2 separate regions of the Homo sapiens genome follow, and region 2 is linked to region 1. A link is an interaction called in ENCODE POLR2A ChIA-PET data of the cell type or tissue named here. Cell type or tissue: PC-9. All regions are shown on one strand. Each heading gives the region's core, and the rest is flanking DNA. Links, peaks and the distances in the headings are about the cores only.

Region 1 (15,388 bases), core at 1-8,000:
TCCCTCATGGCTTGATGCTGTCTTTGTGGTAGTGAGTTCTTATAAGATCTGGTCATTTAAGATCAGACCCCTTGCTTGCCCCTGCTTTCACTATGTGGCGTCTTGCTCACCTTCATCTTCTATCATGATTGTAAGCTCCCTGAGGCCTCCCTAAAAGCTGAGCAGATATCAGCACCATGCTTCTTGCAAAGCCAGCAGAACTGTGAGCCAATTATACCCCTTTTTCTTTATCCATTACCCAGTCTCAGGTACTTCTTTATAGCAATGCAAGAATGGGCTAATAGAGTTGCCAAGAGTGAAATTATGCTATTTTTTTAAAGGCAGCCTCTGGATGAGAATCCTGGGCCTGGTTCTGAGCTACTGAAGCAGTCTTTCCTGAAACCTTTTCCTGTATCCTTTTAAATTCCTTGCAAGATTTGCATGGAGCCATTATTTTTCCCTTTGTTTCTGATCTTCACCTCTTTGCAATGATGCCGCTTCTTTAGCTGCCGACTTGGCTAAATTGTCTGAAAATGTATCATGGTACTAGGGTAAGAGTGGTCGTCTGGTGAGCTGGTACAGGCCTGTGACTGCTGGTCTTAGTGAGGGTTGGCTGAGTCAGGCTGGAGCCTTCAGGACAACACAGAGGCCAAAACTCTGTCCCTGCCCAGGAGGAGCTTAGTGTGGTAGCGACTTGTGGTGACTTTACAATACTGTGGGTACCTAGAAATGGGGTGCTGCCATAACAAAAACCTAAAATGTGAGAATGGTTTTGGAAATGGGCCTGTTAAGTGAACAAATGGATGAGTGAATGGATGGCTAAACATACATTGAAAAGAACAGGGCATGTTCTGAGAACTGAAGTTATTTCGGAATTACTAGAGCAGAGAGTCCATTTTTGTGAGAGTGGCTGGAACTTTCTTCATTCAAAAACTATTTCTTGCAAACTTTGTTCCTGATAGTGCATGACCAGCTGACTCTTGCAGTGATGGGCTGGACACATACTGCTGTGAAGCTGGACAGGTAAGCTGGCTGGAAGCTGGATGAGGATGCACAAGCTCCTGTCTCTGCAGAGACTGCTCTTTCTCCCCGCCTCTCAGCCTTCAGTGTTTCACAGGGGCTTCACCTCAGCCTCTTTCCCTCACACTCCACCTCCTCACTCACTCCTTTGGCCCCCAAATCTGCATTCCTAGATGCTGCCTGAGCTTCAGATCCATTGGTGGTGGGATGAATGAAGTACCCCAAAGAGAAGGCTCGAAGACACTGCTGAGTGAATGCCAGGCTTTTCTTATGCTCCCACGGGCATGTAGGCCAAGAGTCAAAGATGAACAGTTCAGTTAATGGAGAGTTTAGAGATCACATGGGGAAAGAGAATGAGAAGAGCCAAGCTGGCTGGCAGGAGAGAAGACATATTTAGGTTTCTGCTATCTGCTGGGCAATATCATTATTATTCCCAAACTCCCCTCGAGAACTGCGGCCTATTACTTGTTATCTATACATCTCTATATAATACACATTTATTATTATAATATATTCTATATTAATATAATTAACACATCATCGATCCTGTATTGATTAACATTAATATGAGATTTATCATTGATAAATATTTATTGAGCACTTCCTACGTGACAGGCACAATTCACTGACGCATTGTGGATATTAGCTTTGTTTTAGGGTTGGGGGTGGCAGAGTGTGCAATAAAATGCTAACTAAGCGCAGCATCAAGATGAATGTGGGCAACAAGTGAGGACTTCCACGGGGGTGCCTCCACATCCGAGCTACGCACCCACTCCACGAATATGTACTGAGCACCTCATGTGTGCCAGGCACTCTTGCAGGTCCTCGGGATGCAGTATTAGATGGCGTAGGCTGAAAGCCCTGTCGCCCTGGAGCTTGCCTTCCAGTGGCTTATCTATCTACCGGTCACCAGTCGGTGTCATTCCACCCCAGATGCAGCATGTCTAAAGTTGGGCTCATATTCTTACATCCACCACACTTGCTTCTTTCATGTTCTTTATCCCAGTTTGTGGCAACTGTGTTCATATCTTAGCCAGGAGCACTCTCATTCATACAGTCCCTTAAAACAGAAATATGGTGCCATCCTGCACTTTTCCCCATTATTAACTCCTAAGCCCACTCTGTGCTGCTGTAACATCATCCATCAGAGCCCAGCAAGCAGCAATCATTGCTTTCAATGTTTGCGTTCCCCACTGGATTGTATGCTCATCTCTCTGTCACAGTACCTGGCATAGAGAAGAAGCTCGATAAACATGTACTGAATGGAGGAGGTAATAAATTGTAACAGAGTGAGCATGAGTAAAACTGAATTCCTCAGACCTTGGAAATGTTATTATGCTCCTCTCCCTTCCCTTCTCCTCTTCTCCCCACTTCCTCTCCTGTCTTCTCCCCTCCCCCCATCTCCCCTCCCTGTCCTCTGTCTCTTCTCCTCCTCTTCTCTTCTTTCCTCTGTCCTGCTCTGCTTTCCTCTCTTATCTTCTTCCTGCCATCGGCTCTGACCAGTTAATGACAGCTTCTGCTGTCTGTTTCAGCTGCCATCTGACAGCATCAAAACACCTCACTCTTTCTACTCCAGAATCGTTCCATCTACGCCTCTCAAAATCCACGCTGATTCCTGCCTGTGCCTAGACTCACCCTCACTCCCCAGTAGTGGCTGCAGTTTCCATTCAGCTCACCCCGCAAAGCATATCTGTATTTCTAAAGAAGCCCCCTCCAGGGGTGACCACTACTCCCCCACCAGGTGTGTGGGACCCCACCTGGTACCACTCTGTCAAGTTAACAGTGGGGGAATAGCCTACTCAGCTATATCGCATTAATACTTAATTCATTTTACACCTGCCTTGCCCCCAAAAGGCTCTGCAGCTTACCTTTGTAGTACAAGATAAGAAAATGATGAGCATTAACAGGGCTACCACATTCAGCTATGCAGTGTTCACTGCACAAGAATACCCACTGAGGGGAAAATTGGGGGCCCAAGTCCAGCCCATCATCTGCCCACCCGGCCATGCAGCCTGGTACAGGCTACACCTGCCAAGAGAGATGTTCTTTTTCCAGTTTGCATAAGGTCTCCTGTGGGTTAGGGTGAGAGTTAAGAGTAGAATGAAAAGATAGCCAGACACAGTGGCTCACGCCTGTAATCCCACCACTTTGGGAGGTCGAGGGGGGCCTCTTGAGGCCGCTTGATGTCAGGAGCTCGAGACCAGCCTGGCCAGCATGGTGAAACCCCGTCTCTACTAAAGATACAAAAAAAAAAAAAAAAAAAAAATTAGCTGGGTGTGATGGTGCGTGCCTGTAGTCCCAGCTACTTGGGAGGCTGAGGCAGGAAAATCGCTTGAATCCAGGAGGTGGAGGCTGCAGTGAGCCAAGACCGTGCCACTGCACTCCAGCCTGGGCAACAGAGCAAGGCTTCGCCTCAAAAAAAAGAAAAAGAGTAGAATGAAAAGAAAAAGAGAAACAAGGCAAAGCACAAAAGGCGACAAGGTCCTTAGGATGGAAAAGCCCCTGGGCGCAGACGTATTCAAATCTTTGCCCACGTGTGTCCCTCAGGAAAAAGAGAACCCTAAGTGACTTCCAAGATGAGACCCACCTTTGGGCTAAAGCAAAGAAAAAGGGGAACCATTGTTGCTCTATGGGGAAAGATAAGGAGGTCTTTCCGGAAGACATGCCACACCCACAGTTTTGCAGTCTGGCTGCTGTTAGTCTCATTCCTCACCACGCTGTACCTGGAGAGTCTAATCAGTTGAAGCAAATGCTTATGGAGCTAAAGGCGGCACCCATCTCCTCCTCCCATGCTTCAAAGTCATCACCACTAGCTGACTCGCATATATTTACACTGGCCAATGATTGTACCTGGGCACCAGCCCTGCCCTACCAGGTAAGCCTGGAACAGCCTGTTTTCTCAGATATTTCCCTTTGCAGGTTCCTGTTTCTGACTCTGATATAAATTCTGTGGGCGAAAATGAGAAATGGGTTCCACAATGCTACAAGACTCTCAAAACTGAAAAATAAAGATCAGTGGCAATCTCTAACCCTCTCAAACCTGGTCTCTACTTACTGGCTTCCCTACACTCAGCAAAAACAATTAAAACATGTTTTTGCTTTAGGATCCGACAGTCAATACTGCAATAGCATGTCGCTCTGGCTGACTGACATTTTATTGACATATTGATAATTCAGAGCCATTCCAGAATTTAACTCACTAGTGGGACTAGGAAAAGATTGTGACCTCTGCTTACTGACCCAAGGAGCTCAGATTGAGAGCTTGGTGAATATTTTGCTTTGTTTAGCATGTGTAATGCCCAGGAGTAACTATTACAATAAGCCAAATGAATATTACCTCAGGCCCACATCTTTTAACACCCATGAGCACAAGATTATATTAACAAACGGAATCAAGAAAACCTACAAAATTTAACATCAACTCGGCAGCTATTTCTGGAAGGTGATCTATGCCCCTCTCTCACCCCACTGCAGGGTGCATCTGGCTTTGCACTTGAGCTGCCTCTCCCAGGAGCACTGGGGACTAGAGAGGTTCTCACACAGGCCACCTTCCTGGAGCCTGTCCCAAGGCCTCTGTTTCTAACTCCTCGGGGTCTGCAGGCCACCCCACAGCTCTCACCTGGGTGCTTGCCACCTGCCAGCACTCAAAAGCCCAGGGTCACCTCTGGCTGCGTGACAGCCTTTTAACTTCTTCAGGTATTCTCTCAACATCTTTGAGTTTGTTTATGTATAAAATGGGAATCATATTCTCCACCTCATAAAATTCTTTTAAGGTTTAGATAACATATGCCAAGCACTTAAAGTATCTGGCACATTAACAGTACCTCAAATAGTGATAAACATCGTTAATCTTAGGAGAAATAAAAGTGTGGCATGTGGGGGTTACGAGTCTAGGTCCTCTCCTTGGCGTTCCTTCTCTGGGTCCACTAGAATCCCAAATGATGAAGCAGAAAGTGACCCTCTTCCTTCTGCATGCCATCTACTGCTCTTGGCTTACGGCCTGTGTGCTGAACACCTGCAAGGAAGACTGCTTTGTATTCACACCACTGTGGGACTAGAGGCTGAACACAGACTGGAGAAAGGTTTCCAGCTCTTGACCTGGTTAAATAGGTGAGTCTCCTGGAATAGTGTATCTTTATCAATAATGAAAAGCATTTTATACAGATAGGGCATAAGACACACAGCCACTTTTTTTTTCCTGCTCCTAAGAAAGGACAGGAAGCAACCTTTAAGAAGACACAATTTGACAGTAACACAACAAAAACATTAAAGGGTAATAGTTAAACTCCTGTCCAAACCTTCATGCTGTGTCACATAGCAAAGAGAGAAACCAAAGCTGCCGCAATTACTTAGAGGAGGAGAAATGACACAAGTACCCTGTGCAAAAGGAAGCAGAGGATACTGTCAATCAAATGTTCAGGTTGAGTCTATTGTTACCTCTGAAAATTGAGTTAGAAAAGCTTTATAAGACTTCGGAGTCGGAGTCGGAATATGTACTCATTTGCAAACAAAAGTAAATACTGGAAGAGAGGCCACGCCCCTCAGTGGATCTTGACTCTCAGTCCCAAACCAAACCCACATGTAAACTGCTATGGTTGGCCGGGCGTGGTGGCTCACGCGTGTAATCCCAGCACTTTGGTAGGCTGAGGCAGGCAGATCACAAGTTCAGGAGTTTGAGACCAGCCTGGCCAATATAGTGAAACCCCATCTCTACTAAAAATGCAAAAAATTAGCCAGGCGTGGTGGCAGGCACCTGTAATCCCAGCTACGGAGGCTGAGGCAGAAGAATCGCTTGAACCCGGGAGGCAGAGGTTGTAGTGAGCCGAGATTGTGTCATTGCACACCAGCCCAGGCAACAGTGTGAGACTCTGTCTCAAAACAAACAAACAAACAAACAAAACTGCTATGGTCGTGGGCAAGATAATCCAGTAGACTCCCTCAAGTTTAGATTCATACAGGCAATAAGACATTAGCGGAAGGGAAATGGCATGTTCTGAGGCTAGAATGACGTGCATATAAAATGGCCAGTGGGCCACAGGGTAATTTGGAGACATGGGGAGAGGTTGACAGTAACGTGAATTGAGGAACTCACAATGACAGAGGAAGGCAGACAGGTTACACTGCCTCAAAGCCAAAGATCTTCATTCCATCTGACCCCACCACCCATGCTCATGCGTGCAGCGCAGTACTCCTCTGCAGTCCAAAGAACTATAGGAAACCTGTCATGCATGGTAAATACCTTCCTGCATTTGATATGGAGCCTGGGATGTTCCTGAGACCCCTCCCCAAGGGGTGATTTGAAAATACACACTCAGAAAGTAAAGAATAGAAACCAGAGTTTAAAGGCCAAAGACATAGAGGGAAGGGTTTAAGTGTGAAATGACTCTCTAGTCCACAGCTTACTTCCAAGGGGAGTGGTCCTCAGCAGTAATCTCTGCATAAAATTGCAATGCTTTGTGCCCTGATCTCTGAGTGAATGTAGTCCTCATACTCTGCCCGTAATTAGTTTAATGAGAATCAGGGCTCCAGCCAAGGGTAAACACCATGGGCCAAGCATGAGAAATGCTGACTGTCTCTGAGGAGGCTCAGTACAAAACCCTGTTGCTGCAACAGTCAGTTTTCCAATCCCAGTGACAGAAACCCAGCTCAAAGGAGTATAAGCAACATAGGAAATGTATTAGCTCCTGAGAAGAGATGGATCCAGAGGCTCAAAGATTGTCTTTAAGGTTGCCTTTAGCTTTCCATCTCTCTGCGATTTCTCTTTGTACATTGGCTTCATTTTCTCCAGATGATGAAAGTGTCCTCTGTGCCCCTGTACCACTGGAGAAGATGGCTGCAAGCAGTTCCAAGCCATCCTTAGAGCATGTTATCCAAGAGGAGGGCGGAACTGCTCTCCTGTGGCTGCCACATCAATGCCTGAAGCAGACTCTGTTTGGCTGTGCTTGAGTCATATGCCCAGCTCTGTGCCAATCACTGTGACAAGGGCTAGAGAGCTACTCCTATTGGCTAGACTAAGGACAGGGCACCTTCCCTGCATTGGGGGAGGTGAGGTCAGCCCCACCTGAACCACATAGAATGGGTTCCAGGAAGGAAAGTGTGGTTTTATTTCCAAGAGAAGTGGGAGGTAAGCTGGGCAGGCAAAAACGACAAATGTCCTTTGCTTCTGGCAGATAGCAGAGCTCCGTTTTGGAGAAGGGTAAATTGACACAGCTAGATCCTCTGCTAGGATAAATTCTAGACATTCAGAAAGAGGGTAAATCTATTGGCCTTAAGTTGAAATCCAGATTCCATGAAAAGCACTGAACCCTCTCCTCACCCCCACCACCTTGGAAGCACTGGGACGCAGCAATGTTGAGAGGATGGGATTCTGTGCCACTGAGAGATGGCTCGCAGGTAACGTGGGCATGTCTCTTCCTTACATCCGTAAAGAGGCAAAATAAAAAATAACATAGCAGCACCAAATAACCTATCTTCCTGACCAGGGCCCTCCTACATTCTGCTGGCACAAGTGAATTCCCAGCTCCTGAACCCACGGACTCTCTCTCCTCCTTGTTGGTTGAGCAATGTCTGTATTTACTAAACAGGCCCAGTGAAGCAGTACATTCCTTCCAGACCCAGCACAGCCTCAGGCACAAAAGAGGTCCTTGATAAATGTTTGTTGAGGTCTTTTCCCAGCAGATGAAAGTAAATACTTTGGGAAGAATTTGGAAGAAAAGTGACCTGGCCTCCCTGTTGGTAGTTTTTCCTTTAGCTGGTGAAAGCTCCTTAAAGGGCCTGGATGGGCTGTTCCAGAAGACACTTACAAATGTAAACAGAGACAAATGCCCACAGCCCATGCACACCTGTTTCTCCCTGTTAATACTTAACAGTTAGTAGCTGTTAAGTATTTGATTATTCCTTTCCTACAAAAAAGCATTTCAAACCCAAAGGGAATATGGCTCATTTATTTGCTGAGTGGGACTGGAGGCCCATAGCCGCAGAAGATCCTGGCCCCACAGCAGCAGAGAGCAAGCTCAGAGTGCTGTCAGGTCTCTCCTGCTGCCTCTCGCCATGATGATGTAGTGGAAAAATGGTCAACAAAGCTATTTCCTACTGTGTGCTAAATGCCCATCATGGGAAGTCCCAGGTAAGTCCAGAAAAATATTTATATTGTGTTGTTATGGCTGAATTGTGTCTCCAAATTCATATATTGAAGTCCTAAACCCCAGTACCTCAGAATGTGACTGAACAGGCATACCTTGGGAATATTGTTGGTTGAGTTTCAGCCACTGAAATAAAACAAATATCACAATAAAGCCAGTCACACACATTTTTTTTTTGGTTTTGCAGTGCATATAAAGGTTATGTTTATACTATGCTGTAGTTTACTATGTGTGCAACAGCATTATGTCTAGAAAAAAATGAGCATACCTTAATTAAAAGATGCTTTATTACTAAAAAGTGCTAATGATCATCTGAGCTGTCAGGGAGTTGTAATTTTTTTGCTTGTGGAGGATCTTGCCATAATATTGATGACTGCTGACTGATCACAGTCGTAGTTGCTGAAAGCTGGGGTGGCTGTAGCAATTTCTTAAAATAAGACATGAAGTTTGTCTCATTGATTGACTCTTCCTTTCACGAAAGTTTTCTCTGTAGCATGAGATACTGTTTGATACCATTTTATTTTATTTTATTTTATTTTATTTTATTTTTTGGAGATGGAGTCTCACTCTGTCACCCAGGTTGGAGTGCAATGGCACAATCTCAGCTCACTGCAACCTCCACTTCCCAGGTTCAAGTGATTCTCCTTCCTCAGCCTCCGGAGTAGCTGGGACTACAGGCACATGCCAGCACACCCAGCTAGTTTTTGTATTTTTAGTAGAGACAGGGTTTTGCTGTGTTGACCAGGCTGGTCTTGATCTCCTGACCTTGTGATCTGCCCAGCTCGGCCTCCCAAAGTGCTTGGATTACAGGCATGAGCCACCATGCCCAGCTTTGATACCATTTTAACCAGAATGTCTTTCAAAATTGGTCTCAATTGAAAGAAATTGAAGAAGACACCAAAAAATGGAAAAATATTCCACGTTCATGGATTGGAAGACTAAATCTTGTTAAAATGTCCATACTACCCCAAAAAATCTACAGATTCAATGCAATTCCTACAAAAATACCAATGGCATTCTTTACAGAAATAGAAGAAACAATCCTAAATATATTGAACCACAAAATACCCAGAATAGCCAAAGCTATCCTAAGCAAAAAGAATAAAACTGAAGGAATCACATTACCTGACTTCAAATTATACTACAGAGCTATAGTAACCAAAACAGCAAGGTACTGGCATAAAAACAGACACATAGACCAATGGAACAGAATAGAGAACCCAGAAACAAATCCACACACCTACAGTGAACTCATTTTTGACAAGATGCCAAGAACATATACTGGGGAAAAGACAGGCTTTTCCATAAATGATACTGCGAAAACTAGATATCCATATGCAGAGGAATGAAACTAGACCCCTATCTCTCACCATATCCACAAATCAAATCAAAATGGATTAAAGATTTAAATTTAAGACCTCAAACTATGAAACTACTATAGGAAAACATTGGGGAAAATCTCCAGGGTATTGGTCTGCGGAAAAATTCCTTGAGCAATATCCCACAAACACAGGCAACCAAAGCAAAAATGGACAAATAGGACCACATCAAGTTAAAAAGCTTCTGCAGAGAAAATACAGTCAGCAAAGTGAAGAGACAACCCACAGAATGGGAGAAAATATTTGCAAACTACCCATCCCACAAGGGATTAATAACCAGAATACATAAGGAGCTCAAACAACTCTATAGGGGAAAAAAAATTTAATAATCCAATAAAAAATGAGCAAAAGATCTCAATAGACATTTCTCAAAAGAAGACATACAAATGGCAAACAGGTATATGAAAAGGTGCTCAGCATCACTGAGTATCAGAGAAATGCAAATCAAAACTACAATGAGATATACTCTCACCCCAGTTAAAATGGTTTATATCCAAAAGAAGGCAATAACAAATGCTGGCAAGGACATGGAGAAAAGGGAACCCCATATGCTGTTGGTGGGAATGTAAGTTAGTACAACCACCATGGAGAACAGTTTGGAGGTTCCTGAAAAAACTAAAAATTTAGCTGCCGTATGATCCAACAATCCTACTGAAAGTAAACCCAAAAGAAAGGAAATCAGTTCATCAAAGAGATATCTGCACTCCTATGTTTGTTGCAGCACTGTTTATAATAGCTAAGATTTAGAAGCAACCTAAGTGTCCATCAACAGATGAATGAATAAAGAAAATGTGGGGCTAGGCACAGTGGCTCACGCCTGTAATCCCAGCACTTTGGGAGGCCGAGGCTGGTGGATCACGAGGTCAGGAGTTCAAGAACAGCCTGGGCAAGATAGTGAAACCCCGTCAGTACTAAAAATACAAAAAAATTAGCCAGGCATGGTGACAGATGCCTGTAATTCCAGCTACTTGGAAGGCTGAGGCAGAGAATTACTTGAACCCGGGAGGCGGAGGTTTCAGTGAGCTGAGATTGTGCCACTGCACCCCAGGCTGGGCGACAGAGAAAGACTCTGTCTCAAAAAAATAAATAAATAAATAATAAATGTCATACATACACATATAGAGTACTATTCAGCCATAAAAGAAAAGAGTGAGATCCAGTCATTTGCAATAATATGGATAGAACTGGAGATTATTATGTTAAGTGAAATCAGCCAGGCACAGAAAGACAAACTTTGTATGTTCTCACTTATTTGTGGGGTCTAAAAATCAAAACAATTGAACTCATGGACACAGAGTAGAAGGATGGTTACCAGCTGGGAAGGGTATTAGGAAACATGGGGGGAGGTGTGGATGGTTGATAAGCATTTAATGTAAAAAAACAGAATGAGTAAGACCTACTGTTTTATAGCACCATAGGATGAGTATAGTCAATAATAACTTAATTGTACATTTTTATTTTTATTTTTTATTTTTTTGAGACAGAGTTTCACTCTTGTTGCCCAGGCTGGAGTGCAGTGGTGCAATCTTGGCTCACTGCAACCTCCGCCTCCCGGGTTCAAGTGATTCTCCTGCCTCAGCCTCCCAAGTAGCTGGGATTACAGGCATGCACCACCATGCCCAGCTAATTTTGTATTTTTAGTAAAGACGGGGTTTCTCCATGTTGGTCAGGCTGGTCTTGAACCCCTGACCTCAGGTGATCCGCCCGCCTCAGCCTCCCAAAGTGCTGGGATTACAGGTGTGAACCACTGTGCCTGGCCGAATAGTACATTTTTAAATAATGTAAAGAGTGTAATTGGATTGTTTTTATAACTCAAAGGATAAATTCTTGAGCGGATGTGTTAGGAATAAGGCTCAAAATCCTAAGGAAATTGAACACTCAAACAAAGGATTCTTAGCGAAGCAATTTTACTTCTGTGCAGAGGGATGCCTCCTTGGCCAGTCGCCATGAGAGCACACCTGAACAAAGGGGCATGAGAGCCTTTATTCCTGACGCAAGTCCTGCCCCTGTACCCTTTCCTCATTGGCCGGGGTCAGGTGGTACAATCTAAACTAATCCGGTTGGCTAAACATATGATTTTTTTAGATAGGGTGGGCACATAAAATAAAGTGGAGAGGAAGGGGAAAGGGTGTCTGTAATGAGCTAGAAAGTCCTCTTTCCAAATAAGGAAAGGAATGTGAGCTGGTACTCATAACGCTTGGTACTGTGGCGTGCCTGCGCACCTAACAAAGGCAAAACGGAAAAAAAGGAGAAAAAAGGAGAAAAAAAGAGGGTGGGTAACTATGAATTAAAGAATAAAAGATTGATCAGATTATTTGAAGAGAAACCTCATCATATACCACAGATGGAAAAAAAAATTGGACACAGTCCTCTCAAACCCTGTCACTGCTTTAGGCTTCTGTAATATTCTAAAACCTTTGTGGTCATTTTAACAATGGTCACAGCATCTTCACCAGGAGTGGATTTCATCTAAAAAAAAAAAAAAAAAACAAAACAAACAAACAAAAAAACACTTTCTTGGCTCATCCATGATAAGCAATTCCTTATCCATTCAAGTTTTATCATAAAATTGCAGCAATTCAAAATGTCAAACTGAGGCAAAATTAGTGTAAGTAGAGAGTTTATTTGGGTCAAGTTTGAGGATTGCAACATAGGAGCATAGAATCAAATTGCCCTGAACATATGCTCTAATTAGCAGCAGGTATAAGTGGGTTTTTAAAAGAAAAAAGAAGAGCAAGTTCTGAAGGTGTTTACCAAGAATTTATATTAAAATAACATAAGCTATTCATTGGCTATACATTGTCCTTTGTATCACAAATTCCAGGAACAAGAAGATCATGGGTGAGGCAGCTGCTCAGAAACAAATGTCTTTCAACAATTACCCCCAGGCATGGGTAGGTATAAGTCTTTCTGGTCTGAGCTGTTTTTCTTTTCTCAAGTTACATCTTCAGGTTCCACTTCTAATTCTAGTTTTCTTGCTATTTCTACCATATCTGCAATTACTTCCTCCACTGAAGTCTTAAGCTCCTTGTCAACCATGAGGGTTGGAATCAACTTCTTCCAAACTCCTGCTAATGTTGATATTTTGACCTCCTCCCATGAATCACAGATGTTCTTAGTAACATCTAGAATGGTGAATCCTTTTCAGAAGATTTTCAATTTTACTTTGCCCAGGTCCATCAGAGGAATCACTATCTGTGGCAGCTATAGCCTTACAAAATGTATTTCTTAAATTACCAGACTTGAAAGTCAAAATTACTCCTTGATCAATGGGCTACAGAATGGATGTTGTGTTAGCAGACATAAACACATTAATCTCCTTGTACATCTCTATCAGAGATCTTGGGTGACAAAATACATTGTCAATGAACAGTAATATTTGGAAAGAAATCTTTTTTTCTGAGCAGCAGGTCGCAACAGTGGGCTTAAAATACAATTGACCCTTGAACAACACAGGTTTGAACTATGCAGGTCCACTTATCCATGGATTTCTGCTCAAGGAGAGGGAGAGATTGGGGAACTGCCAATCAGTGGAGCAATCAGAACACACAAATTCATCAATTAAGTTTGCTGTTTTATATAGGTACAGTCCATGGCACCCCAAAACAATCATAATAGTAACATCGAGTATCACTTATCACAGATTATCATAACAGAAAAAATAATGAACAAGTCTGAAATATTATGAGAATTACCAAAATGTGACACAAAGCCATGAAGTGAGCACATGTATTTGGAAAAATGATGCCAATAGACTTGCTCAATGCTGGGTTGCCACAAACCCTCAATTTGTGAAAAAAGCAGTTTCTGTGAAGCATAATAAAGCCAAGTACAATAAAACAGATAAAATATGTCTGTATTTGGAGATAGGGTCTTCTAAGAGGTAATGAAGTTAAAATGAGGTCATTTGGGTGGGCCCTAATTCCATATGACTGGTGTCCTTATAGGAAGAGGAGACTAGGACACGGACACACATCGAGAAAGATCATGGGAAGACACAGAGAGAAGGCAGCCGTCTGTAAGCCAAGGAGAGAGGCCTCACAAGAAACCAACCCTGCTGACACCTTAATCTCAGGCTTCTGGACTCACGAATTGTGAAAAAAAAAAAATTAATTTCTGTTGTTTAAACCACACAGTCTGTGGAATTTTATTATGGCAACCCTAAAAACTAATACATGTGCTTTACAATTTACAAAGCTTTTTCTCATAAACTCGTTTAAATGTCAAAACAATCCAGTTGCGCAGAGTATTATCCCCATTTTACTGAGGAAACAGACTCAGAAACTAATAGCCTAACGTCCCAGTGTTCATGCGTGGCAGATTTTGGCTTGGATCCAGACTTTCTGACTCCAGATCCCAGGTTCTTTCAAATGAACTCTGTTTCCTTTTTGCAAAGTGCTCAGCACCATCGTTTTCATGTTTTTCTGTCCATCAGCCATTTACAGGCAGGCTACAATCTGTTCCCTTAGTCTGGAGAGTGGCTAAGTGATGTGCTTAGGCTTACACAATGAGTTGGTGGCAGGAATGGTATTAAAGTGGCTCCTGAAATTCTGGGTCATTTTAAAGTGATGATTTCTTAATTTTCCTGTTCACTCAGCCAAATTCAAAGAGTCAAGGATTTTTGAGTAGCTTTGTTCCTGGTGCAGAACAGCCCCACCTCTAATGTCTACTTCAGGTGAGCCTGCCGCAGGTGATCCAGGAATTCAAACGCTGAGCACCTGAAGAATCTAAGTTATTTACAGGCCTCACTGCAGGGTTTGGCCCTTAAGGAGCTGTTTTGGGCCCTTAAGGAGCTGCTTTTGGCCCTTAAGGAGCTGCTTTTAACTGTCACCACCTACTGGGAGGATAATTGACCAGGGAACTGAGTTCGTCTGTGGTTTGCTTTCAACTTAAAATAGTCATATCTTTTCCTGAGAATATTGATTGAAAAGTTGATATCAAAATAAGCAAAGGAGCTACACTAGCAAATTTCAGTGAATGAGGCTTTTTCCTCTTTGGGGGAAGGTGAAAGTGCATGATAGGTTAGTGAGCAAGATTTTAAAATGATTTTCTTATTTAGTGCACAAACAGCAGGAAAAGATACCAGAATACATGAAAGGGGAAATTGTACCCACCATCCTCCCACCCCATTTTTTCTCTTTTTTGGTGTGTTTTTCTTTATCCAGATATACATATAGTTTTTACCACTGCACTCATGGCAGAGATGAGATTTTATATTTTCACTGAACATCATAATATAACCATATTTCCAAGTCACCACATAATCTTCATGATTTTTATATATATATATATATATATATATATATATATATATCTCCTCATGATTATATATATCCTCATGATTTTATATATATATATATATAATTTTTTTTTTTGAGACATGTGTGCCTTTATTAGCTGAGCCACTGCTTGAGGGGGATGAAGCAGGAGGAGTGGGTGGCCCTGAAGCCGGCTGTGCTTCACGGGCTTGTAGGTGATGGAGAACTCGCCCAGGTAGTGGCTGATCATCTCCGGCTTGACCTCCACCTGGTTGAAGGTCTTGCCGTTGTAGACGCCCACCATGCTGCCCACCATCTCGGGCACGATGATCATGTCCCGCAGGTGAGTCTTCACCACTTCCGGCTTCTCCATGGGCGGCACCGCCGTCTTGGCCTTGCGCAGGCGCTTCAGCAGAGAGTGCTGCTTCCGCCGCAGGCCCCAGTTCAGCCGGCACCACTGGTGCGCACTGTACAGCTGTATCAGCTGCTCGTAGGACATGTCCAGCAGCTAGCTGCTCGAGGTCCACGCCGCAGCAGGTGAACTTGCGGAAGGTCCGCTTCTTCTTCTGCTCTACCTCTGCCATCTTGCTGGATCCTCAGAAAAATGATT
Region 2 (15,388 bases), core at 3,820-11,819, 410 kb before region 1:
TCAAAACACTAAAAATAGAGATACCATACGATCTAGCAATCCCACTGCTGAGTATATACCCACAAGAAAGGAAATCAGTATATTGAAGAGATATCTGCACTCCCATGTTTGTTACAGCACTTTTCACAATAGCCAAGATTTAGAAGCCACCTAAATGTCCATCGACAGATAATTAGATAAAGAAAACATGGTACATATACACAATGGAGTACTATTCAGCCATAAAAAGAATGAGATCTTGTCATTTGCAATGACACAGATGGAACTGAAGATCATTATGTTAAGTGAAATAAGTCAGGCAAAGAAACACAAACTTTGAATGCTCTCATTTCTTTGTGGATGCTAAAAATTAAAACAACTGAACTAATGGAGCTAGAGAGTAGAAGGATGATTACCAGAGGCTGGGAAGGGTAGTTAGGGTTGGTGGGGCGGTGAGAGGGAAGTGGAGATGGTTAAGGAATATAAAAAATATATAGCTAGAAAGGCCGGGTGCGGTGTGGCTCACGTCTGTAATCTCAGCACTTTGGGAGGCCAAGGCAGGCGGATCACGAGGTCAGGAGATCCAGACCATCCTGGCTAACATGGTGAAACCTCGTCTCTACTAAAAATACAAAAAATTAGCCAGGCGTGGTGGCGGGCGCCTGTAGTCCCAGCTACTCGGGAGGCTGAGGCAGGAGAATGGCGTGAACCCGGGAGACGGAGTTTGCAGTGAGCCGAGATCGCGCCACTGCACTCCAGCCTGGGCGACAGAGCAAGACTCCGTCTCAAAAAAAAATATATATATGTGTGTGTGTGTGTGTGTGTGTGTGTGTGTGTGTATGTGTGTGTATATATATGTGTATTATATATATGTGTGTGTATATATATATATAGCTAGAAGGAATGAATAAGACCTAGTTTTTGATAACACAATAGGGTGACTACAGTCAGCAATAATTTAATTGTATATTTTATAACTAAAAGAGTATAAACGGGTTGTTTATAACACAACAGATAAATGCTTGAGGAGATGTATACCACATTTTCTATGATGTGGTTATTACTTATTGCATGCCTGTATCATAGTATAATATCTCATGTATCCCATAAATATATATACCTACTGTATACCCATACAACTTTTTTTTAAATTAAAGTATAAACTATTTTAATACTGGAATCTCTTTCTTTAGTTATATAATTTAATTATTTCTCTCTCTTTATGTATATAAAATCTCTTCACTATAATTTTTGTTATAGTATCACTACTCTTCAAATAATTATGAAAAATTTCTTACCTGGTGCAATTTTCCCATCCTGAGCTGCGGGACCATCTTTCAGCACATTTTTCACTTGTAGGAACTCATCAGGTCTATCTCCACCAATAATAGTAAAACCAAATCCCATTGTGCTTTTTTTCAGTGATGCTCGAACAAGGACACCTTTAAGCTGGGATGGATCTCTTGTGAAGTGTGATTTTTCCATATCTGTGCCAAAATGAGAAGTGGGTTTGAGAACAAAAATAATTACAATGAATATAGCACTCAGAGTCAATCTTTTATATGACTTTTTAATGTTATTCTCAACTTAATCTCTTTCTCATTGCCTTGTCTGTGCTTACTTTCAACCCAGAGTCCATTATATGAAGTCAAAATGATACAACCTTTAGCACTCAATTTCTGAAAGTTTGGATACTATTCAACTGTACTATAAAACTCAGCATCTACTGAGTTTTATGTGCAAAGTACTATACCAGGAAGATGAAGTCAAGTGTCACAAACTTATGAAAGAGAGTATATTGAGAATTTTTATAATTCACAGCTCAGGCTTTCTGCAGTCTTTGATTTATAACTGATGGAAGGAGTGAATCTTTTTACTATCAGTAAATAGCTTCATATTTCTATCCCTTTCACTCATGTTTAGTGGATAATTTAGGAAAAAAAAATACATAGTTCTTTTGAAATGCCCATTATTAGGGGTTAGATGACCCTAGTGATTCACATCTGCAAATAACAACTTCCTTCCAGAACCTCTTCTCTCTTCTCCTCAACCATGCCTGCCATTAGGAAAGTGACAAAAACTGAGAGAATCAAATTGTGCAGGTTTATAATTTATGAAGTATTAAATTAACTGTAAAAAAGATTTTAAATGTTCTGCCATTATCTATTTTTTAACAAATTTATTGAGATATAATTCACATACCATAGAATTTAGCCCTTTCAAGTGTACAATTCAATGTCATGCGACTATCAGCATAATCTAATTTTAGAACATTTTCTTCCCTCCTCAGAGGAAATCCCCATGCCCATTAGCAGTCATTATCCAATTTCTCCCCAACCCACATCCATATCCTAGCCTTAGGAAACCACGAATCTACTATCCATGTATAGATGTGCCCAATATAGGCATTTCATATAAACAAAATCAGACAATATGTGGTTTTTTGAATGGTTTCTTTCACTTGACAGTGTTTTTGAGGGTCATCTGTATTGTAGCATATGTCAGTACTTTATTGCTCTTTATTATTAATATATAATAAATATTAAATTAAATATGTACTTACTAAAGATAAAATATATTTATTATATTATTGCCAAATAATATGGCACTGTATGGATAAACAACACATTTTGTTGATCCATTCATTAGTTGATGGACATTTGGGTTATTTCCACTTTTTGGCTATTATGAATAATGTTGATATGAACACTCACAAGGTTTTGTGTGGACATATTTTCATTCATCTTGGGTATACACTGAGTGGAATTCCAGCAGTTACTATAAATATATGGTAATTATGTTTATCATTTTGCCAACAGTTGTACTGTCTGACCTCCCATACCCTCTTCATTCTATTGCAATTTTACTTCACTCTCTACTTGCTCTTCCTAGAGTGACTAATGACCTCCCTACTGTCAAATCCAACACATATTTTTCAATCTTCAACTTCCTTGACATTCCAGCAACATATGACATACTCAACCTCTTCTCATGGCTGCCTATCCCTACAACCTCATCGCTTGTTACTACCCTACAAATACCCTATGCTGTAACCACACCTACTTGCCTTCTGGCCTTTCGGCACACCATTTCATGCTTCTGTGATTTTAAACATTCTGTTCCTTCTACTTGGTATGCTTTCTTGCTCCTTTAAAATTTTTGTCTGCCTGCTTTAACTTTTCCTGACTTTTCAAGACCTAGTTTCTATCTCTTCTGCTTTGAAATTTCTCCTGCCCACTTGACATTTCCCACCAAAGCAGAGTTGGGTACTCCCGTCTTTATGCCACCACTGTAACTTGTACATGTCTATTAATAACAATGAAACTATCATTTATTAGTCAACATGTGCTTAATACCATTGTAGGCACTTTACATCTGTTAATTTACATACTCATAACCACCTTAAAAGGTGGGTACCATTATTATTCCTACTTTATATATGAAGAAATAGGAGCATTTAGAGATTTAGGAAACGTACCCAAGATTACACAGCTGGGATTCAAACCTGCTCCTCAGCTTACCATTATAACTACTACTCTATGATGGCACCTATCTCCATGTATTATAACCATCAGTTTCCTGTATTAGACTATGAACTCTTGAGGGCAAGCCCTGTCTTACTCTTAGTCATTTTTGAATACCTAGAGCCTAGCAAAGCACTGGGGATATAGTCAGTGCTCAAAAGTATTTGTTAAACTCAAAATGTTTGCTAAACGAAATGCAGAACTTTAGGAGGAGGACGATGTTTTTGAAGAGTAACTATAAGAAAGAACTATTTCTCTCATAGGCAACCGAAGTGGAGAATCTACTGGATTACTACAATATGGCCATATATACCCCTGGTTATTAATGACAAATGAGGGCTGGAAAAGGGATGGGGAGGGATAAGTAGAATGTAAGAACTTCCTGAGCAGTGTTTTCAAAATACACATGATTAGACTCATCGAAATTTCTGGATCTATATTTTTAAAAAAATGCTCCCTAAATGAATCTGATGTTACTAATAGCTACCATCCCATTTGAGACTCAATGATGTAGGTAAATCATTTGATATATTTAGTATTTATTAATATTGGTTAATGAAGAATCCTCAGTGGTTACAGATACCATACTTAAGCAATTAACTTGGGAAAAGCTAACGATGAACTGGAGACCTAATATTGGTCTAGCCTTAAACATAAGGAAACATTCCAATCTTCAAAACAAAATCTCAAATTCATAAAAAAGCTGCCGAAATCCCTTCTCCCAACAACTTCATGCTTTTTGTATACTCCTGAGAAAAATCTCAGTATTCTGATAATGTTCAGATGTTTTATTAAGATTATTCATATCTTTACAGTAACAACTAGACACTCTTTAGTGTCAAAGCCATAGAAATAAGAAGTTCAAACTCACTTTTATTAACTCAGCATACAAATTTCACAAGTTATTCTTAGAAGAAAAGATTGAAAAGAATGCTTACCTGGTTTTGAAGACCCAATTTCAACCTGTCCTAACTGCTTTTTCCTTTTGGCTTCCTCCACTGGATTTTCAAACTGGGTTTTCTGGTTAAGGTGACTGTAGAATGCAGAAAAATATACATTTCAGTTTAAAATAAAACAGTAACATATTCTTAAATAGTCTATCATACCATTCCATCATCATAGATTAGGGGACAAATATGTATCTTTAGGCTATGGAACATGGAGAGACTGATAGATGATAGCAGAGGGGCTTTCTGCTGCTAAATAAAGTCCTGCAGAAGATGCCAAGCTGTGAAGCTTTTGATATTATATTTACTATAGCTTCTTCATAAACGTACCCAATATAGCCAATAACAGTTTTCAAAACTATAGCCTTCTTATCTGATGCAATCAGAAGTACTTGTTCTTGGTAATTTAATTTTTTTAAAAAAGGCAGTTAATGATAGAAGGGTTTTAATTTAAGTTTCTCCAAAATGAAGCAAGCTGTAAAGGCACTTTGAAAGAAATTTGTGTATAGAATCCTTTTTAAATTATATTACTATTACTTTTCCACTGACTCACCTATATCCGTTCAGTAGCAACTAAGAAAATGACTTGCTTTTATCAACTATAGTATAGAATAACTCTTTCACACTTAAATTTCTTCATAATTATATCATAATTAAATGAATAATTATAACATAGGTTCAACTGGCATTTATGATTTGGGAACATTCACTACTGACTCTTGGAATGCATACAACTCTCTGAGAGAAAGCAGGAAGCCTGGGGAGACTAGCCGCTAGGAGATTAGCCAAACTATTCAACACGCTATGGGCGATAGTATGTTTTACAGAAGAAAAAGAGCACTATTCTTCTGGCAAGCCAGTTAAGTGGAGTTGGTTAAGAAAGGAAATGCTGTAAAAAAGATGTTTAGGACCTCGAATAGGTCTAATTCAGAAGCAATGGAAATCATATTCTAACACTTCCATAGTACAAATATATTTCAGCATATGCTACAGTTTTCCACTTTAATTAAAGAAGTGAGGCCGGGTGCAGTGGCTCACGCCTGGAATCTCAGCACTTTAGGAGGCCAAGGCAGGCAGATCACGAGGTCAAGAGATAGAGACCATCCTGGCCAACATGGTGAAACCCCATCTCTACTAAAAATACAAAAATAAGCTGGGCGTGGTGGTGCATGCCTGTAATCCCAGCTACTCAGGAAGCTGAGGTAGGAGACTCACTTGAACCCAGGAGGCGGAGGTTGCAGTGAGCCGAGATCATGCCATTGCACTCCAGCTTGGGCGACAAGAGTGAAACTCCACGGCAAAAAAAATAAAAAATAAAAATAAAGAGGTGATATGAGTGAACACCAACAATTAAATACCAAATCATGAGAATTTCAGAACATGATTGTTTTTAGGTAGACTGAATATTACAAAATGTACATATAAATAGTCACACAAGTTGAACATTTACTTTGCCTTTTTATTTCTTTATTTATTTTTTTTTTGGAGACAGGCACTCATTCTGTCACCCAGGCTGGAATGCAGTGGTCCAATCACAGCTCACTGCAGCCTCAACCTCTCAGGCTCAAACGATATTCCCACCTCAGCCTCCTGAGTAGCTGTGACCACAGGTGTGTGCCACCATGCCCAGCTAATTAAAAAAAATTTTTTTTTTTTGTAGAGATGGGGTCTTACTATGTTGTCCACGCTGGAGCTTTGCCATTTGTAAACATTAAGAGTGGTGGTAGAGAAATGGGCAGCAGGGACTAAAATAAAAATTTAAAAATTAAAAAAACACTTTCAAAAAAAGGAATGTTAGCTTTCTCCATGTCACTCAGGCTACTACTACATATCAGTTCCACAACAGACGTAGTTACTTATTAAATAGTTTAAGAGCTCTAAATATGGTAAGTGCCACTGGACATTGTTTGGGTTCTGATTTCACTGACACTCAAGTATGCTTCTGCTTCATAATATGCGGGGGATACACTGTCCACTGAGTTAACTGTTTAACTCTGTGAAAATAAAAATCCTAGGAACTACTTTAAAAAATTTATTTAGGTACTGATATTTTACATATTCTTTTGAAAAACAACTAAAAATTGACACTCAGAAAAGAATAAACCTGTTCAGAAAGAACCTTGGCTCACTTTCACTTTAAAGTCATTGGCTAGAATGACTCACTTTGCCACCCAGGCATTAGAACATAAAAAGTAGTAATTTGTATTTATACCCTTTGTAATGTGTGGGAGAGGAGAGTAGACGTATGCAAATGAGTAATCCTTTTCCTAAAAATTTGACAAAAGAATATAAGATTTACTGAAGGAAGTTATTGTCTTCATTATCTTAGACTATCTAGACTAAAATGCCACTCAAAAAAAATCAAAAAATAAAAAAGTGAAAATACTGTCCTTTTCATTTAATTACTTATACCTACACTATTATTAAGACACAACAAATTTTGTTTTCCAAATAACTAGCTGTGGGAAATAAGAGAGGAGAATATTACAGATTATCAGAAAGAAACAAAGCAAACAAGAATGATTAAATATTAGTACACAATTTGACACATTTTCTGTATTAAAATTTTATGTCTAATATCTGGATTTAAAAATTTATCTCAACAAAATATTCTTTCATAAAGAGTTTTAGATGGCTGGGCATGGTAGCTCACGCCTGGGATCCCAGCACTTTGGGAGGCCGAGGCGGGTGGATCACTTGAGGTCAGGAGTTTAAGACCAGCCTGGCCAACATGGTGAAACCCCATCTCTACTAAAAATACAAAATTAGGTGGGTGTGGTGGCGCATGCCTATAATCTCAGCTACTGGGGGGCTGAGGTACGAGAATCACTTGAACCTGGGAGGCAGAAGGCGGAGGTTGCAGTGAGCCAAGATCGTGCTGCTGCACTCTAGCCTGGGCAAGAGTAAAACTCCGTCTCAAAAAAAAAAAAAAAAAAGTTTTAGTTGTGAAAGCAAGTATATATTTTGACTTTGTCATCTAGGTGCATCAAGACATTTAATGCTTATCACCCTGATCTAATCACTATATATTACGTGTACTGAAACATCACTACGTACCCCCAAAATGTGTATAATTATATGTTAATTTTAAAAAGACATGTAATGCAATATAATCAAGACCGCATTTCTAAATATATAAGCATATTTATAGCTTATGCATATTTATATTTATGCATATTATAAGCATATTACATTTTTGGAAAAATTTTATTTTAAAAAATAACTTCATCCATTTCAGAATCCCATCCTCTAAAATAAATACAAAGAAAAACTACCACTGCAGTTGGTGTTACTACTACAAGGCTCCTGCCAAGAGCAATCATCGTGCCATCTGGTTTGACAAACTAAGAGAGCCAAAGAGTAGCCATTCAAGTAACAGCTTTTTATCTCCATCAGTAAACTCACTGCAGATTACTATGGTCGAGATTCAAAACCTAACTAATCTGGGAATCAAGCCACACTCCACAGCTCAGCTGACTCCATACTAATGTGCATCTTGAGTACAGTCTGCTCCTTCTTAGTCTAATACAAAACCCTCCTGTAAAATGAGCTCATTCTGGGAATAATCATACAAAATCATGTCGCTGCTGCTGTTGCTTCTAATTCAGGCTATTTCATGTACCTCCCTGACAACTAGGAGCAGGTCGCTTCAGGATTTGCCCTAAAGTTGCTTTAATATTATATCTTTGCATAATGGGGACCAGATCATTCAGCTCAAGGTTTTATAACAGGCAAATGACTTTCACCTTTTGACCATGTATTCAAATTCACTTGGAATGGATAATAAAGAGAATGAGAATCATTATCTCAGAAATGTTCAGCAGTGTCAATGGCAAATAGCTGATTAGAGCCCAATTTAAATAGACTAAACTTTGAGGGGAAGAAAAAAATCCTGCAAAACCTTTTCAGTCGGCCCCCAAATACTCCTTTGATGTGAAAAATGGTTGTTTCTTCCTTTAACAAAATAAGTCTTAGGAAAAAATAATAATAAAAGAGCTGCTGTATACTTTTTACATCACAGTATCAGTAAGACATTAAGTAACACAATGGAAACAAAATTAGCATAGCTTTCAAAGGAACCAAGATATTGAAATTCTAAAGTTATATACTTAAGTGTCAATCTAATTGAGTCATTTCCTTAGGAGACACATTTAATTTTAAGAAGTCATTCCAAAAATCCCTCTAACCACAGTGACTCAAGTAACAACCTGCACAATAGAATAAAGACTACAGTTGCAACAGGAGTCAGAGATACTTACTTTAGGGATAACTACCAGGAAATGGCATTGGTTTATGCCTATAAGTGTTGAAACATTAAGAAACAATTATAAAATTAAAGATGATTGTGTTTGTTACTTTTTCAGGTAATAATAACATTTTGTCTTTGCTACCTAGGCAGCAGGTTTAACTCCTAGTCTCCAGGTAAATAGTAATGTTTCTGATAGAAGTATTTGCCTGCTGCTAGACGCTTGAGGTCAAATTCAGTGTTTAGCATCTGGAAAGAAAGCAATCCCAATGGTCATAACATTGTAGCAATTAGATAAAGAAAAGAGAAGGCAAAATTAGACATTGATATTAGCTTAATTTCTCTGGCTAACATAGGCAGGTGTCTGGCACTCCTCTCCAATATATATTTATGTTTAAATTTAACCATAGCAGCTGCCTAAGAAGCAACTTTCACCCCTAAAAAGAATACTAAGTTTTCCTTGAATAACTCCTTAAAAGAGAGCACACCTTTAGGTGTATGCTTCAAAACTTCAGATAATTATGTTATAATGCCCTAAAGATCTTCCACTGCTTTCAGAAGGATACAGTGGTAGTGTTGGAAATGACCTTGATAATTCATCTAGTCTGTTGCCCTCATTTCAGTTTTCTATCAACTGACTTTCTCTTTAGAGGCTGTAGTAGTAACAATACCATCTCTAGCTATTAATTGTCTAGGCAACTTCCCCCTTATTCTCTATATTTAGAAATTCAAAGCCAACTTCCAGGAAGCCCAAGGTCAATGAAGCAAATGCTCACTGCCCCTACCTTTTCATTCCCCTAGTTGAAAAACTCAACAGCTGGATCACAGAAGCATAAAGTGCTGTATCCAGTATTCTCTAAAGCTATATGCTGAAAGGAAAATATTTGGGAGAATATTAACTGAGGTAACAAACTTACTCAACATAGTATGTCCCATACTGAGGGTCCTCTATTTTCTCCCAGCCATAAGGAAGCTCTGTAAATAAAGAAAATTGAGTGAAATGCCAGATTCAAAACTGACAGAAAAGAATTCACCAGTGAGTGAATTTATTATTTCATTATACTAATATTTGGGTGTCAGAAAGCTGAGGGCTCACTTTCAAGGAACAAACACAATTTAAGTCTGAGTGGCTTCTTCACCAGCCAGTGAGAATTTCAGCAAGCAATCAGAAGCCCAGAACAGAAGATGGCATTAAACAAAAAGGTGTTCATATGAACCACAAGCCATAAAAATGCTAATAAAAATTACTGTGTACTTCTTTCATTTAAAAACCTTGATCATGCTGACACAAGACATATTTACCCTTGTAGTCCAATAGAAGAAGCAGGTATCTGTTCAATTTTTTACTATTATACATAGTCATTTTTGATGTTATGTTCAGACCCACTTCTCCTCAAAGGAAACCCTAGCCTTGGACTTTTGTCATTTCAAGTGAGCAATCTAGATTTGCTTAAAACCTACAAAAGTACCTGCTTTCTCTTGGTGAACAAGATCTGAGTATCTGAAGGAACACTAATCTAACTACCACAGTGCTTTGTGTAATCTGTATTTGTGAATGATAACAAATAAATACCTTACATAGCATTTTTATATATTACTAATTCTCAGTAAGTGACCAATAAAATATAACCAGAAATACTGAAGGTAGTTGAATTTCTGAAAGTTAAAACAAATCTCTAGCCTTTTCAACATGAACTGACATGAGCTTTTCAATGTGAATGTGAATCTTTTCCCTCCCACTTTGTCTGCATTCCTTGTAAAGTTAAGGTTTCTGAAGAACCATCTTATTAGTAAAACATGGATAAGTTGGGAAGAATGTTCCTAGCAGGTGGTTCTAGTCCTATCCATTTTATATAGCAGTTGAGCAAAAAAGAATTTTTTTAAAAGTCCACTGTTGTGCACTATGATGTCCCACGCTTTTATTTTCAATTTCTCTTAAGAATGCTTCTGCTCTGCTGAAAGACACACACACAAAAAGTACGCTGGACAGCAAACAGGTTTAGAAAGCATCACAAGACTTATTAGTTTTATATCATTTAGCCTCAGTTATGACATACCAACTTTGTAAGTAAAAATTCCATTATAATAAACTTGACAAGCTATACTGTTTTACTCTAAGAAAAATTATTATTCTGCATTCAGAATATAAGAAAAGAACAGATGACTAGCCTCCTGGTGAAAATGTCTGAATTACCCCTACCCCATTTCTCCACCATACTTTTCTGCATATATATTGATTGGTGGTTTCAAAGTTTGATGAGTTTTTGTGTTTTTCCTTTGAAGGACCTGGTTGAAATGTCTCAGGTGGGAAAGATGAGAACAAATGAAATACTAAAATAGTTGAAATATGTGAGAAGAGAACAAAACATTAAAAAGAACTGAGATGTACTTTAGTTCACTTTAATCCTCCTTAGCTATGAAGCAAATCTATCAAATAGATATAATATTTTATCGCCAAACAACTGTTTCATGGATAAGAGTAATTTTTTTGAATATATCTGTAAAACTGCACTATAACAGTTATGGATCTTCCATGAAAAATATTTTTTTCTTTAATAGAAATTTTCTTGAAATAGCATGGGAACTGAATAGAGCTGAGTAAGGAGGAATTCTACAACTGTACCACAATTAGATTTATGTTTTGTCTTTAGAGAAGTTTGGAGAAATTAAGGACTATAGAAATAGCTGAAATAGTCCATTTGATATCTGAAAAATTCACTAAAAGGGATGTACTAATAGTAAGGATAAAAGATCAACATAAATATATTTTAATCTTAACTTGAAAGTTGATTTAGCATTTTAGTTAGCACTCAAGGTAATTAGCAACTAAGAGATTAACAGTCCTTTCTTTAGGAGGGCAAACAAATGCAGCCATTTATCTTCTGGGTTACTTTATTAATTTTACACCTTTACCACTGATACCATTAGCAAGTTTTTTTTGTTTGGTTTTGTTTTGTTTTCACACAGGGCAATTTAATACAGATAAAGAAGTGGTTATTATTTGCTCATTTAAAGTGAAGGTAATAAAAATCAAGACTAAAATACCTAGCAACTTTATACACTATTTAGTGGATCAATTCATTTATTCATTTTATTCTTTTTTCCTTCCTCCCTTCTCATCCTCCTCTCCCCATCATCCTTATGCAGAAATAAAAATTAGAAATATAACCCAGTTCTTGACTTCAAGGAGTTTATAGTCTAGACAGGAAGACAGAAGAGATAAATGATAAGATAAAGATAAACATAATCTTTTTTGGGGAGTGCAGAGGAATACCAATTGCCTGGTAAGATTGCTATCAGGAAAGCCTGCTAAAAGCTGATGTTTAAGCAGTCTTTAAAGATAAGTTGGCTCACGCCTGTAATTCCAGCACTTTGGGAGGCCAAGGCGGGCGGATCATGAGGTCAAGAGATCGAGACCATCCTGGCCAACATTGTGAAACCCCGTCTCTACTAAAAATACAAAAATTATCTGGGTGTGGTGGTGCACGCCTGTAGTCCCAGCTACTCAGGAGGCTGAGGCAGGAGAATCACTTGAACCCAGGAGGTGGAGGTTGCAATGAGCCAAGATCGTGCCACTGCATTCCAGCCTGGTGATAGACCGAGTCAAATAAATAAATAAATAAATAAATAAATAAATAAGTTGGGATTAGGGAGAGGGAGATGATTCCAGATAGATTAAAGGGCATTGAGGTATTAAGAATGCTTGGTATTTTCCATAATTACAAATAATTTGGTAAACTAGAATGAAAGTTGTATGCAAAGGGAAATGAATTTTATGAACAAGCACAAAATTCCAACATTCTTAGAGTGCTGTGTTGAGAAGTTTGATCTTTATTTTGACGATGATAGAGAATTGATTAAGGTGAACTGTGACATGATTTAATTTATATTTGAAAAAGATTATGGGAAGCAGTAATAAAGGACGAAATAGATGGTGTGCAATGAGAATAAAGGCAGACAAATAAGATAAACACTAATAGACTGCATAAGAACTTGTGAAGACTGGAACTAAGGCAGGGGTAGTAGAATGGATAATAAAACAAAGAAGGTAAAGTAACAGAACTTAATGACTACCATGAGGATTGAGGAAGGGAAGGGAGGAAAGAGGCAAAGATGATTCCCAGGTTTCTAGCTTTTGTGGCATAAAAGTGATACATTATCAAATATTTATTGAATAATTATGAAAATGGGCCGGCACGGTGACTCACGCCTGTAATCCCAGCACTTTGGGAGGCCAATGTGGGCAGATCATTTGAGGTCAGGAGTTCAAGACCAGCCTGAGCAACATGGTGAAACCCCTATCTCTACTAAAAATACAAAAATTAGCTGGGCGTGGTGGTAGGTTCCTGTAATCTCAGCTACTCAGGAGGCTGAGGCAGGAGAATTGCTCGAACCTAGGAAGTGGAGGTTGCAGTGAGCTGAGATCTCATCACTGCACTCCAGCCTGGGCAACAGTGTGAGAGTCTGTCTCAAAAAAAAAAAAAAAAGAATAATTATGAAAATGGCTGTGGGAATAGAAATTAGAAATTAATGTGGATTTAGAGGAATTTAGGAGACAGATGATATATTAAAAGTGCCTAGTAATGTGTCTACCACCAATGGACACTCAAGAAATGGCAGGTTTTTATTTTTTATTTTTTTTTGAGATGGAGTCTTCCTCTGTCGCCAGGCTAGAGTGCAATGGCATGATCTCAGCTCACTGCAACCTCCGCCTCCCCAGTTCAAGTGATTCCCCTGCCTCAGTCTCCCGGGTAGCTAGAACTAAAGGTGCGTGCCACCATGCCCAGCTAATTTTTTGTATTTTAGTAGACAGGGTTTTACCATGTTGGCCAGGATGGTCTTGGTCTCCTGACCTCGTGATCCACCCGAATGGCAGGTTTTTAAAAGTTAGAATTGATAGAACTTGGTAGTTAACTGCAACAGAGAGGAGACAGTGAGGGAAAGGCGAGGATGACAACCAGTTTTTGGCTCAAGCAGCTGGGGGGATGTCATATCTGTTGAAGGCAGGAAGGGAAGGTGTTACATTTGAGTGATCTGTAGAACATCCTGGTACAGATAAATAACAAGCTCTTGGCCGTATGAACCCGGTACTCCAAAGAGAAATATAAGAAGATAAAGATTTGAGAGACATTGTAGTTAAAGCTATGACAGCAGACATGATTACCTAGATAAACTGAGCAGAGAAAGGTGAAGAACAGAACCTTAGGAGCACTAACATTTTAAGCGGCAGATGGAGAAAGTAAGAATCATCAGGGGGAATGGTGTAAAAGAAGACAGAAGAGGAAGGGCATGGTCAGCATTAAAAAACGCTTTGTTGGGGAGGCTGAGGCAGGAGAATGGCATGAACCCAGGAGGCGGAGCTTGCAGTGAGCCGAGATCGCGCCACTGCACTCTAGCCTGGGCAACAGTGCAAGACTCTGTCTCAAAACAAACAAACAAACAAACAAACAAAAAAACGCTTTGTAAAGCTGTTAGGCATAAAGATAAGGGCTAAAAAGAGTCTATAAGATCAGGAGGTTACTGGTAACCCTGAAAAGGTAGGAGGCAAAAGTCAGAATACTGTAGTAACTGAAGAGAAAAATACGAAGTAGAGTCCTTAAGAATAGATGACTTAAAACAAAAATTTGCTTGTGGAAAAGATAGTATAAAAACTATGGGGAGGGTTAGGGCCAAGAGAAAATTTGTTTGTTTATTTTTGATACAGGAAAGACCTAACCTAACCATCTTTTCCTGTGTATGAAGCCAAAGTATTCCCCTAAAAAGCTATTTCAAAAGACAAAACTATTTTGGGCATATCAAGCAGCTGGTTGGTTCTAAATCCCATGAATTTATCTTTCTTTCCTCTTCCCCAAATAGGATTTTTCTTGTTTAAATGTAAGAATTACAATTATTTTCTCATGGTGGAGCTCTATTCAGTTGATAATTTTTTTAATCATTCTCTAAGCTCTGAAATATCAACATTCAATATATTTGTAAGCTGCCTTTAGCAAAAATTTAATCTTTCTTTCATCATAAGAGAAATGGGATGGGTTGAGGGTAAAACGAATTCCTAATGTTGTATTTTCAAGACAACTACCTAACCAAAACACTATTTTATTTGAATAGAAGATAAAATGTACATCAATTAAACCAAGCTGTTCAAGCTGTGTCCTTACACTGTATTTGAATACACAGCTGTGTTCAGAATATCAGAAGACTGGGAAGAAAAGGGCATGTTTTAGAAACTGTAAGGTCTTTCTAGAAGATCTTAAATGTTCAGCAGAATGTAAACAATATCTTAACCTATAAAACCTACACTTAAAATATTATTCTTCTCTTTTCAGCATCTACTCTGTGCAAAGCACTGCAGAGAATACTAATATGAATCACACATAGTTCATCCTGAAAATAGTCTTCCGTGGGGCTATTACGTGGGGAGACAAAGTGTAGAGAGGAAAGTGGAAAAGGCTGGCTGAGCATAAAACAAATAGACTCAATGTTCTAAATTGTAGGCTCCCCCGAAGATAAGTATAGGCAATGTTAAAAAGGTGTACCCAGTTTTGTAAGTGGGAGAGTAGCCCATATTAAAGAGTTTCAAACATTCCCAGAATACTGAATGCAATTTTGATCATTCTATTTTAAGAAAAATATACTTAGGATGATCATAAAATGTACTGTCCACTTTTGAGAATAAAAGGGGATACTATTAATAA

Evidence for each region. ChIA-PET counts read pairs that join two places held together with the same protein. Peaks named below come from ENCODE experiments on the same cell type or tissue, not always from the same donor. Only the 100,000 strongest peaks of a DNase experiment are listed, where the experiment ranks them.
Region 2: POLR2A ChIA-PET joins it to region 1 with 14 read pairs; 3 of 35 experiments call an interaction of 5 or more read pairs at or near these places.

Annotation. Positions count from the first base shown.
Region 1 is chr1:113,198,799-113,214,186 of GRCh38, reverse strand. LOC643441 (a long non-coding RNA gene) reads left to right here and starts at 7,934. Exons shown (of 3, transcript NR_038846.1): 1 at 7,934-8,125; 2 at 12,345-12,414. It also overlaps the pseudogene RPS15P1. RefSeq lists an enhancer at 15,165-15,388. In PC-9, for the core only: no CTCF peak of the experiment used is centred there; a DNase peak (open chromatin) is centred at 7,626.
Region 2 is chr1:113,608,884-113,624,271 of GRCh38, reverse strand. It overlaps MAGI3 (membrane associated guanylate kinase, WW and PDZ domain containing 3), which reads right to left. Exons shown (of 21, transcript NM_001142782.2): 7 at 9,614-9,671; 8 at 4,442-4,536; 9 at 1,278-1,466. Among named protein-coding and RNA genes, the nearest start is that of PHTF1, 140 kb to the left of the region's middle. In PC-9, for the core only: no CTCF peak of the experiment used is centred there; a DNase peak (open chromatin) is centred at 8,641.